2 separate regions of the Mus musculus genome follow, and region 2 is linked to region 1. A link is a loop called in an ENCODE intact Hi-C map of the cell type or tissue named here. Cell type or tissue: left cerebral cortex. All regions are shown on one strand. Each heading gives the region's core, and the rest is flanking DNA. Links, peaks and the distances in the headings are about the cores only.

Region 1 (6,198 bases), core at 1,035-5,034:
GTAGGAATACCAGGACTTCTAGGACTCAGTTTCCCAGTGTGGCTATTCCTCACCATGGGATATATGTCATATGTGGTCCTGTGCTTGAACTAAATCTGTATTAGTAGTTCACTTATGTCTCATAGCTATCCCTTGCTTCAAAGACCACATCGTGGTTGATTGAATGCAGTTTTTTTAATCAGAGAATGCTTTTGCTTTGGAAACTGAGATTCCACTAAACAAGACTGACTTTTTGTATTCCTGTAAGATACTTGGTGACTTTAAGCAGTACTAAATGGGTTGGGGAATGTAGCCCAATTGGTAGAGCACTTGCCTAGAACTTATGAAGCCTTGGGTTCCATCCCCAGTGCTTCATAAAATCAGCGTGGTGGCACCTGCCTGTGATCTCAGCATGTTGGAGGCAGAAGAAGTTCAAAACCATCCTTGGCCAAGTAGAGAGTTGCAGATCTTCACAAGACAGTGTGTGGACATACTATCTTTAACATACAGGATTCAATCTGGTCTTGGAAACTGAGCTGGGTTGAGACTGGTTACCAATGGAATGGGAGAAACCAGATCAGCTTGAGATACAGAAGACCCTGTCTCAAAAAAAAAACAACAACAACAAAAAAAAACAAAAAAACAAAAAAACAAAACAAACAAACAAACAAAAAAAAACCAAAGCAAAACAGAACAAAACCAAAACCAAACAAAGCCCCAAAGCAACCATCAGCCCCACCAAAGCCCCCATTTTGGAAAGTTTAAGGATTTTTGCTTACCCATTATCCTTCCATCATATAGAGGGTTTTATTGAAAACCTTATAGCTAGGGGACAATGTTTAAGGCACATGTTTAGATGGGCCAGACATGGTTGCTATTCTCTACTGTCAGACACTCCTGAATCAACAGGTAGTTGAAATATGAGGCTATGAGAGGAAATGGCTGGAGATGGAGCTATTTTTTCTGCTGCAATGATAAAACGCTGTGTCTGAGGCAGCTTATAGAAGAATTTACACATTTTGGCCTACAGTTAGAGAGAAAAGAGTCTGTTATAGTGGGGAGGCAAGGCAGAAGACAGGCATGGACAGCAGAAGCTGGAAGCTGAGAGTTCATGTCTTCAAACATAAGCGCATAGCTGAGAGCAAACTGAAGTCCTGTGAGGCTTTAAATCTCAAAACTCATCTGCAGTGACATACTTCCTTCAGCAGGGATGTACACCATCTAGACCTTCCCCAATCGTGCCACCATCTGGGAACAAAATTCTCAACTATGTGAGTCTATGGAAGACATTCTCGTGGATGCTAAAAGACAAAGGTCAAGGATGGCTTCCTGGAGAAAATAGCTGCCTGGATGAAGAGTTTGGGGGGAATATTAAACCCTTAGGGAAGAGTTGAGGCAAACCTGGTTCTCAGAAGAAGGAAGTTTGTATACTAGAGCTCACATCCATGGGATGGAGCTGAGGTGTGCGTTATTAGTGTGCTCAATCTGTCACAAGAACCTACGTGTTTACTCATGACTCTGAAAGCTAGAAGTTCAAGATAATGATTCAGGTAGTTTCTTTTGAGATCTTTCTTTTTGCTTATAGGTGTCTGTCTTCTCTTCTGCATGCAATTATGCCCAAATCTCTCTCTCTCTCTCTCTCTCTCTCTCTCTCTCTCTCTCTCTCTCTCTCTCTCTCTCTCTCTCTCTCACGAGTACCAGTTTTCTTGGATGATAACTCATCTAAATGGCCTGGCTTTGACCTAGTTGTCTCTTTAAATTGTCTGTTTCTAAATACAGCTATGTTCTGAGGTGCCGAAGTTGGGGCATGTGAGAGTTGGAGAGATGCAACTCAGCCTGTAGTGGCTAAGTCAGTGGTAAGGGTAGCCCTCATTGAGTCACTAAAGAGTCCCAGGAGAACAGCAGGGTTCCTGGTCCCTTCCACAGAGCTCCTAGGACAGGAAGTAAAAGCTAGGGGTGGCCCGAGAGATGGATTTAGAGGTTGTTGGGTTGAGGCAGATATCAGAAGGTTAAAGCACAAGGTGTTCTGATGATCACCTGCTGGGGCAGGGCAGAAGAGGACCCACGTGAGACTGTGGGTGCTCCATGGAAAAAGTTCCTGATCTGATGTACGAAGGTAAGTCCATGGTGGGCCTCTATAATGGTTTGATGGGTCTGTGGGACAATATAGCCAGGTCATCCCTGTTGGAAGCAATCTGAGTTAGGGACACGAATGGGAACTTACCTGTTCTGGACGATCTGGGGAGCCTTGGGTTGAGTGAGAAAGGAGACTAGCCACGAGGCTGCATCTTTGCTAGGGAACTTACAGTGCTTCATACTGACACACACTGGGATGTGTGTGTACCAAATGACTAACACCTCCGCTCTCATGGAAGGAAGCTCAGTTGATTATTTAGTCGATGGTCTCCTGTCTGAGGAGCCTCTGGGGTCTGGAAATGGTAACGAACTTTGGGTATCTTGGGTGTTTATTCCCTTCCCAAGATCTGAGGGCGTTTAATCAGTCCTTGGTGCCTGATGAGTCACTGAATGTCCTTCTAGCTGAGTCACCTGAGGCCCCCTTCAGGGAAGGACAGCAGAGCTCTTGGAGGCAGAACCACCACATGCTTGTTTATCTGAGGAGGAGAGAAGAGGGGTGTGATTGTCCCAGCCAGCGAGAGCCCCGCAGTGTTCTGTCGCCGTGTCCTGACACAGGCGTGTATCGCGACATCAATGGACAGAGAGCAGTAACTGGGCTTGAGAGTGTATGATTTGTACTGTTGGTTGTGGTTACAGATTTGTCTTTGAAAACGTCTTTGTTGTGTTGCTTCCGTAAAGACAGCAAGCTGACATTTATAGAATCCTCACTGGCTCCCAGACAATGCACAAAGCACCTTACGTGCGTTGTCTTGATTCATCTCTTCAGGCAAGCACCTGGGTTTCTCCAGAAATATCAAAGCACAGAGAAATAAAGCTTTGCCCAAGGCTGGATGGTTTCTGAGCTGCAAGGCTGAGGCGAAGCCTGACGGGCAGATGTCAGGACTCCCACAGTCCATCACCATGCATGCAGCTGCCTCTGTGGTCACCATCTAGTATGTGGGTGCATGGAGGTGGCTTCATGGTCAAACACTCCTGGGGCTCCTAGATCCTCCAGTCACAGGTGACAAGATGAAAGGGCCTGAATGTTCATCTCTTTTCTCTGTTCTGTAGGATGGGGTTGAGATGCCTTCTAGAACAGAATTCTGGGGTGAGTTTGGTGAGGATGAGGCATATTGTAAGTCACTCAGACCATCCTTGGAATTCTGAGAATGCTTGCTGTAGACAGTCTCTCCCAAAATGAGTGTATTGGTGTTTGTCCCACCCCACATGGTCCCCTTTGTGGTGGTGACACTCCTTCAGTAAGTACTTGATTTAGAGTCCCAACTCGTGAACCTAAGAGCATCTTTGCAACTGCCTCAGCCAACAGAATGTGACAAAGGGGACATGGCATGACCTCTGAGCACAAGTGATTGAGAATCTGGGGACATGTCCTCAGGGAGCCAAGATATAGGATATGAGATGTCTGTTTGCTTCATAACCCTCATGCTCATGAGGAGATCCCACAAAGGGTGACATCCAACGAGAGCCAGCTCTTCTTGTGCTAGGCCTTCCCATCTTCCCTTCCTAGGCAGCAACTGGAGAGTACAGCTTCCTTCCCATCTTGTCTGCCAGCCTCAGACCTAGCCCTAGCCTCAGCTTCAAACCATCCCATATGATTTTGAACAGAGCAAAGATAAGCATGTCCTATCAAGATTTCAGGTCTGCGAACACATAGACCTTTAATCTGGGTTAAGCCTTTACATCTTCAGGTGATTTTTCCTTGAGAATTTTGTATAATATGTTTTGATCACATTTACCCTCTGCTACTCCTTCCAGATCTACACTCCCCTTCCCCACTTGCCCACCTTTGTCTTTTATTTTATTTTATTTTATTTTATTTTATTTTTAACATATCAAATCCAAATGGCATCACTCTTATGCTCTTGGATGTGTGGCTACTGGGGTTGACTGACCTATAAGGCTATAACCTTAAAGAAAACTGATGCTCCGCCTCCTAGCAGGTATTGATTACCCAGAGTCTCTCAGCTAGGGGTTGAGTTTCATTCCCATTTCCTATCTTCATGCTGGAATTTTATCTGGCTTGAGCTAGCATAGGTTTTGTGCATACTGTCACAACAGCTGTGTTGTGCATATGTGCGACCACCCTATTGTGTTGAGTGATTTTTAATGCAGCATTGGGACACACTAAAAAAAAAGGATTCAGGTTTACATGGTACTATGTAGGGGAATAAACAAAAGTATACTCTCCTTATATTCAAAGCCTTTTCTTCAACCTGTTGGCAGTGTAGTCCTTGGCAAGGATCTCAATCCCTCAGTTGTCTCATCTGTATGATATGGACTGACTGTGGTTATAGCTTCAGAAGGTTATGGCGACAGTAAAATAGAAGTCCATTACTAATGCGTGGCAAGGACCTAATGTCTGCCTATGTTGGGGTTTCAATTCAAACAAACAGTCTGACCCCAGACTACAATCCATTAAACCATAGCCCATGATATTCTCTCCAATTTCTGAAACCTATACCAGACAGGAACACCCGAGTATACCCCAGTGCTCATGGTAGGACATGATTTCTGGTCCTCCCTGGTCCCTGTCTATTCTGTGGTCCTTGGTGGGTGTTGCTCAGTGCTGCAGGCTGTATCCTCACTTCTCTTTTATGAGCACAAGATTACGTTGGCTTTTCTGGCAGTCACCTCATGGTGTTGACTCATCCTGAGTTGGCAGTGAAAACCCTGGAGTGTTCTTTACCACATGTGCTAGCATCCAGCTGCATTCCTTCTCAGCTAGGATTGGCACAGGGGGAGACTTTGGAAGCCAGTCTGCAAAGCTGCCTGTCTTGTTCCCTTTGGATCACTGTTATACCTGCCTGGTAAAGAGTCAAGCTGATCAGCTGGGTCCTCAGAGACATCCTGGATCCTTGTAATAAGTCTTCCCCCCACCCCCCTTAGGTCAGCCTGACTGGTATTGATCGCAATAAAAGAGTACAGAAAGACTAACCTCTGGTCTGCTTGTCCAGGAGGAAAGATGGGGTAAGGATGTCAGGGGACAAGACTGAGAAAGCCATTGTGATAGTTTTTATATGCTTGGTCCAGGGAGTGGCACTATTTGGAGGCGTGGCCTTATTGGAGTAGGTGTGTCATTCTGGGTGTGGGCTTTAATACCCTTGTCCTTGCTGCCTGGAAGCTTGTCTTCTGCTAGCAGCCTTCAGATGAAGATGTAGAAATCTCAGTTCTTCCTGTACCATGCCTGCCTGGGTGCTGCCATGTTCCCACCTTAGTGGTAATGGACTAAACCTCTGAACCTGTAAGCCAGCCCCAATGAAATGTTGTCATTTATATGTCTTGCTTTGGTCATGGTGTTTGTTCACAGCAGTAAAACCCTAAGACAACCATCATGGGGGACTTATGCCATGTGTCCACACTTTCTTAGCTTGTGGCAGTGTCGTCATTGGTCATGAACTTTCTGCTGAGTTTGTATATGGCCTTGTGATGATCAGTTTTGATTGCCAACCTGATGCAACTTAGAATCATCTGGGAAGAGAGTCTCAATGAGGCATTGTCTAGATCAGATTGACCTGTGGCAGTGTCTGTGTGTGTGTGTGTGTGTGTGTGTGTCTGTGTGTGTGTGTGTGTCTGTGTGTGTGTGTTGATGCTTTAATCAATGTGGGAAGATCCAGGCGAAAAGTGGGTGGTACCACTTTTTTTCCTTAGTTTTTGGCCCTGACTACATAGGAGTAGAGGAAGTGCATTACATCACAGGCATTTCTATCTCTTTACTCCAGGGTGCTTCAGGTCCTTACTTTAACTTTCTTGCAACAATGAACTAGAACCTGGAATTATGAGTGAAAGAAACCCTGCCTCCCACAAGTTGCTTGTGGTCAGGATACTTTAATCACAGCCACAGAAATTAAACTAGAATATGCTTGGACTCGATTGGTAGTCATCTGACTAGGATAGAGGACAGAGCTTCAGACAGGGCCCATGTTCTTAGAAGACTTGTGCTTCCTGAAGAGGTGGTTCAGGTAGCTTCCAGTCTCCCCAGGTTGACTATCACCCAACTCACATTTTTATTTTCAATTTGCCCACAGGGATCAAGTATTTTTTTTTTCTTTGCCTACTTTCTTGCTGAGCTACAACTTCTCTAAG
Region 2 (6,198 bases), core at 1,124-5,123, 180 kb after region 1:
TCAGTCCCTTTTTACTATCCTCTCTTGATTGAAGGTTTGTTTTTGTTTGTTTGATCTCTTCCTTATTTCTCTATTTGATCCTGTTGGTTTTGTTGATATTCCTAACTTGAAGTGATTGGTAGTATCTTGTCATTACCCTCTTAGGTTTCACATAATGCTCACATGTGGTCAGAGCTGCTGTTGTTGTTGTTGCTGTTGCTGTTGATGATGATGATGATGATGATGATGATGATAATGAAGCTGATAACATACAGGTAACCTTACATCATAGGCTGCAATTTTATATAGTCTGCATATATAATTCTCTCATTCTAGCCTAAGAAATCCTCTGTAAAACAGGAATTACTTTCTCATTTACTCTCATTTTTACAAATGAGAAAGCTTGGGCACTGAGCATTTAAGTAACTGGATCAAGGTCATTCACTCAGCTAATAGATGAGCCATGGGAAAACCCAGGTAGCCATGAACTGCTGAAAATAACCTCTCACTTTATTCCCTTAATTTTTATCCTGTGAAATGATATGCTGGGTGGTTTTGATTGTTATCTTAATAACACCTATAGTCACCTGGGAGGAGGTAATCTCAATTCAGGATGATCTACACTACGTTACCCTGTGGGCGTGTCTGTGAGGCATTGTCTTGATTGTTAATTGATCTAGCCCTCTGTGGGTGGCACCTTTCCTTAGACAGAAAGTCCAGTGGGAAAACAGTTGAGTAGAAGCAAGCAGCAAGGGTGAGTTTATTTATCTCTGCTCTTGACTTTGCTTTGTGAATATCTGCTTGAGTTCCTGCCTTGACTTCCCCTTAATGATAGCCTATGACTTGAAGTTGTGACCCAAATAGTCCCTTCCTCCCCCAAATCACTTTTGATCAGGATGCTTTATCAAAGCAACAGAAATCAGACCAGAATGAAGAGTTAGGAAAGATGCAATTGTTAGTTCTGTGAGATTGAACAAACCTAGACCAGAACTGTCCAAAAACACTCTAAAATGACACTAAATCATGCATTAGTCCATAGCTCCCAAATTCCTACAAGCTTATCCTCCCCAAAATGTTTGTGTGTCTTGCTACAGTAATCTTTCAAAATTCTTCCACTGACAAGATTTTGGAAGAAAAGTGTGTGTGTATCTCAGAACACACTAGTTACAAAGTCAAAATGCACTATAGGAGGACAAATCAGAAATAATAAAACACATACCCAACAAAAGGGGTATTGGAGACCAGGAGCTAAAACATGGCTCCAGGTACCACCTCTTCTGAGAGTCCATAGTTTACTATATCAAAAAACAGTAGCAGCTCCAACTCATGACCCAGAGGCAGCGATAATAAAATATCACTCATTTCTAGTGTAAGTGGATGGATTATGAAAGTAGAGGTGATGGCAGTGGATTACAGAACATTTGAATATTAATTTGAAAAAGGAAAGAAAGAGTTCCCTGGCTCTGAGAAGGATAATTCTACTTTAGGAGTAAAAGCTCCCCCATCTCTCTTTTTCTCCCACTCATCCCCCACCCCTGTGTGTGTGTGTGTGTGTGTGTGTGTGTGTGTGTGTGTGTGTGTGTGTTTAAAGCAGATGGCTCAAAACAATCTTTTCTTATCTTTATTATCTAGAGCCAGTAGACAGTGTATCAGGTGAGATACTTTGGGATGCAGGTAACTAACTAACACTCACTACAACCCATAGATACGATTACCTTTTAAAAGTAAATTAATTAATTAATTTAGTTAGTTCCAAAATGTCCCCCCCCCAGGTTCCTTCTGGAAGAGTTCTTCTCCCACCTCCTTTGCCCCTGAGAGACTGCCCATCTGGTATCCCCCTCCCTTGGGCATCAAGTCTCTATAGGATTAGGTGCATCCTCTTCCTCTGAGGCCAGACAAGGCAGTCCTCTGCTAATATGTGCTGGGGCTTCAGACCAGCCCATGTATGTTCTTTGGCTGGTGGCTTAGTCTCTGGGAGGTCTCAGGAGTCCATTGTAGTTGACACTGTTGGTCTTCCTATAGGGTTGCAATCCCCTTCCCCTAATTCTTCCATAGGGATCCCTGACCTCAGACCAATGATTGGCTTTAAGAATCTGTCTCAGTCAGCTGTTGGTAGAGACTCTCAGAAGACAGCTATGCTAGGCTCCTCTCTGTAAGTACAACATAGCATCAGTAATAGTGCTAGGGTTTGTCATCCACCCATGGGATGGATCCTAAGTTGGGCCGGTCACTGGCCAGTCTTTCCTTCGGTCTCTGCTACATTTTTGTCCCTGCATTTCTTTTAGACAAAAACAATTTTGGGTGGACAGAAACCCCTTTGAACCTCAAGAACTAATGTAGTAGAAGTAGGTGGGGTCTTCGGGTTGAGGTTAAGTCATGATGGATACACCCTCATAAATCAAATAGGTAATTTATAAAAGGGATCAGGAGACTAGTTAGGCTTTTGTCCATATGAGGAGCCAGCAAGATGATACCAGCAAGAGTGAGCCTTTTCTAAAAAGTGAATTCTAAACTTTTCAGACTTCAGAAGCAAGAAAAATAAATTCCTGTTGTTTACAGATTACTCACTCTCAAGTATTTTACCACAGCACAAATAAGCTAAGAATAACTATACATAGTCACCAAAACCTAGGCCTTGCCATGCTGTTCTTAGCACTTACATTTTCCTTCCTCATCCTGGAGGTCTCATGAACACAAAGTAGCTGGTTCAACTCTAGATCATCACATTTTCTTTTAGCCACTTACAAAAACATGGAAACAAATGCAGACATATTTAAGAAACTATCTTGTATCTCTCTCCCCCTCCCTCTCCCCCTCCCTCCTTCCCTCCCTCCTTACCTCCCTCCCTCCCTCCGTCCCTCCCTCCTTCCTTCCTTCTTCTTCTTCCTCTTTTTCTTCTTCCTCATCCCTCTTTTTCTTCTTTTGTGTTTTAAGATATAATCCCTCTATGTAGGCCAGGTTGGCTTTAAGTTCATCCTCTTAAATTCTGGGGCTGTGGGTGTGTGGGGGAGCATATTAGGCTTTCCATTTTCCTTTTCTTAGACCAGAACTCAATCACATGGATACGTATGATTCCAGGGAGGGCTATAAAAGTACCTGGCAGAAAGATGCTAAGTTTCTTGTGATGGATAGCAGAGAGAAACTTCATCATCTCTTAGGTTGTATACAGAGGAGCCCAAACAAAATCAGGGTTCTCTCGGTGGCATATTGTAAGCATGGTAATTTATTTAAAATACTTCACTGTAAGTGGTGTACATGTATGTATGAAAGTTAACAGTAATCAACACTCCGAGAGTGAGTGCTTAATTAGGATTTCAAGAGGTCTTAGCTGAATCAATACTTTGAGTTAGTTAATTAGCATACGGAATGCTAGAAACTCCTTTTTTTTTAATTGGAGAAATTAGTTGTATTTTAGATCATCCAGGAATAGGGTAGCAGACACCACCCCTTGTGTATAAGATAGAGAAAAAATAAGCATGTTTGGCTGTCAATAACAAAGCCAGAAGTGCTCTAACCCACTTTTTAATCATTTTGTGGAGCTGCCCAGTGATGAAGCCTTTCTTATTATAAAGGAGTCCATTTTTGAGTGAGCTAATTCTGCAACAGCTTGTCGGGGGAAAGCAAGGTACAAGGAGGAGCTGTGTAGGTTTTATCAAGATAGAAGTCACTGCATATTTATAAGGATAGAGAGAGAATCCTCTGAAGGGTGCGAAGAACGGTTCCTGTTATGTCCTTGGATCTGCCTGGACATTCTTCTGTTTTGCTATCTTGGCTTCTTTATCTATCATTGTCTATTACCACCTAAGACATTTCCACAGAAGGTCACAGTCTCTATGCTTGGGAGTCTAGATGCAGTTTAACTAGGTTGGATGTATGTGGGGATTAGTTTCTTTTGAATTTTCCCAAATTGTTTTCCTTCTGCTCTACTGGACTGATGCCCTCCTTTCTTGCTATTGGCAGGTAGAAGCATTCTCAGTAAAGACTAGGGTTACAGCCTTACACAGGTCTACAAAAGCTACATTAACATACAGCATTGGTTTAAGACAAGTGACAGATCCTGGCTACTTTCAAGGGGAAGTTTACACGGGGTATGAATAACAGGGGTTGGAGACCATCTTAGTGTTGAATAACCACAAACTCCAACCTCAAGTCCACATGTATCTCTCATAGATGTGAGTAGGATTTGCCAAAACAGCTTTAGAGTAAAGTGACTATTGAGCAAATATGTCATTCTAGCATTGAATGAACAAAGCTACATGGTGTAATTCCACTATGAAGAATTTCTGTCTCTTCTCTTAATTTGCCCTGTTGATATAAAAAGACAACTCTCACCTCAAAGCAAATAAGAGACAATTTATACTGGAGTCCGGTTTGAGTAACCATAGCCCAGGAAACAAAGAGCTAGGTTACCCATGCTGTTTTTATTTGAATGAAAATGGCTCCCATAGGCTCATATATTTGGATACTTGATCCCTAGCTGGTGGAACTGTTTGGAAAGGATTAGGAGGTATGCCCTTTCTGGAGAAGGTGTGGGCTTAGAGGTCTCAAAAGCCTATACAATTTATAGTTAGCTCTCTCTGTGTGCCTGATGCTTGTGGATCGAGTGTAAGCCTTCAGCTACTGCTCCAGCACCATGTCTCTTTGCCTGTTGCCAAGCTCCCCACCATGATGGTCATGGACTCTAACCCTCTGGAACTGTGAGACCCAACAAACTCTTTCTTCATTAAGGTACGTTGGTCATGGTGTTTTATCACAGCAATGGAAAATGAAGACACCCAGGTTCCATGTTCCAGTGTGAAAGCAGTTTCATGGGGTTTTTATAGTAACAAAAAAGGAAGTTATAAACCAAAGCATTTTTAAAACATGTTGGTAGAAACTTTACGTTACAACGGACAGAGGGATCTCTACTATACGACTCAGATACTATCTGATTCCTAGCCCTTCTGTTGGTAGAGAGTAAGGCTATGTAAAGTTAATACATTTCAAGCTGTTCTTTTCTTAATCTGTTTATCAGGATGTTAAGTCAGGTACAGAGGTAAGAAAGGTTCATCTCTTAGGGGGTTGAAGTTTTCACCAAAAAACTTTTAATTAGGCTGTAACAGTATTCTAAATTCTACATAGTCATTGAAATTTATATCAGTTGATCACCCCATGTAGACAGTTTCTCTCCAAGAATTCTTGTTTACAATCCTTAACTTGCAGTGTCAACATAGACTGTACTGATATTTAAAAGATGTCAGGCATGGGCTCGGTCAAGGGGAGAGCCAAGGAGAGGAGACTTCTGAGCACATAGACCTGCATAGTACATGGGCTCAATTCTACACCTTGTGCTAGGCATTTTATAGGCATTAGGTGAGATCCTTACAAAAGATTCATGAGAAAATATTTTCATTAGCTCAGTTTCTCAAAGGAAAAAAATTAAAGTAACTTGCCTAGAATAGTACAGTCAGGACTTGAAGTGGGATTGACTTGACACCAACCCTTGAGAAAGCACAGTTGCCTGCACAGTGGAGGTAACATGCAGGCAGAGCCCTATTCACAATCAGAAGTGCTGGCTCCAAGTGCTGATCAGTCGTTCATAAGATGTGTAACTTAGTGGCTCTCAGCTGGACTCTTTGGACCTCATTGTTTTCATTTGTTATGGAGAAATTATAAACAACGCTGTTCACCACATGCAAGCAAAATGAACCTTGATTGACCCTGGCACAAAATCAAAATGAATCATAAGATATATAATGACAAAACTTAATCGAAGTGCACTGAAAAAGAACAACTTATATTTAAAAACAAAAACAGCTTAATAAATTGAACTTTGCAGGAATTGAGAATTTTTGCATTTTTAGATAAATGCTGTTAAGAAAATGAAAAGAGAAAGCCAGAATTTGGGGAAAATACTTGTAAGTTATATATCTGATAAAGAAACTGCATGTAGATGCTATGGAAGTAGCCCTAGCTTACTAATGTTGCAAAGAACCAAGAAAGGTACATAAGATGGGAACAGACCACTGCCAAAAGGGATGTGGTAACACGCACGTAAGTAGGTGTTATTGGTCGTCGTTGGAAATGCAAACCCAAACCTCAGTCAGGCATCCCTACATCCGCACCATGCCATCCTTCATGTCTTTGTACCTGTACCATGACCCTTCAAGTAAAAACTTCCTTTTTCCATTTTATAGCTAAGGGGATGTCCATGGCTTTATTGGATGCTGAAGGTTACAG

Evidence for each region. Peaks named below come from ENCODE experiments on the same cell type or tissue, not always from the same donor. Only the 100,000 strongest peaks of a DNase experiment are listed, where the experiment ranks them.
Region 2: a loop joins it to region 1, with 2.7 times the contacts of the local background. A loop is called at or near these places in 1 of 42 quality-filtered maps.

What each region holds. Positions count from the first base shown.
Region 1 is chr11:44,322,103-44,328,300 of GRCm38, reverse strand. No RefSeq gene overlaps it. Among named protein-coding and RNA genes, the nearest start is that of Il12b, 75 kb to the left of the region's middle. In left cerebral cortex, for the core only: no CTCF peak of the experiment used is centred there; DNase peaks (open chromatin) are centred at 2,593 and 4,765.
Region 2 is chr11:44,144,045-44,150,242 of GRCm38, reverse strand. No RefSeq gene overlaps it. Among named protein-coding and RNA genes, the nearest start is that of Gm12153, 190 kb to the right of the region's middle. In left cerebral cortex, for the core only: no CTCF peak of the experiment used is centred there; DNase peaks (open chromatin) are centred at 3,100 and 3,608.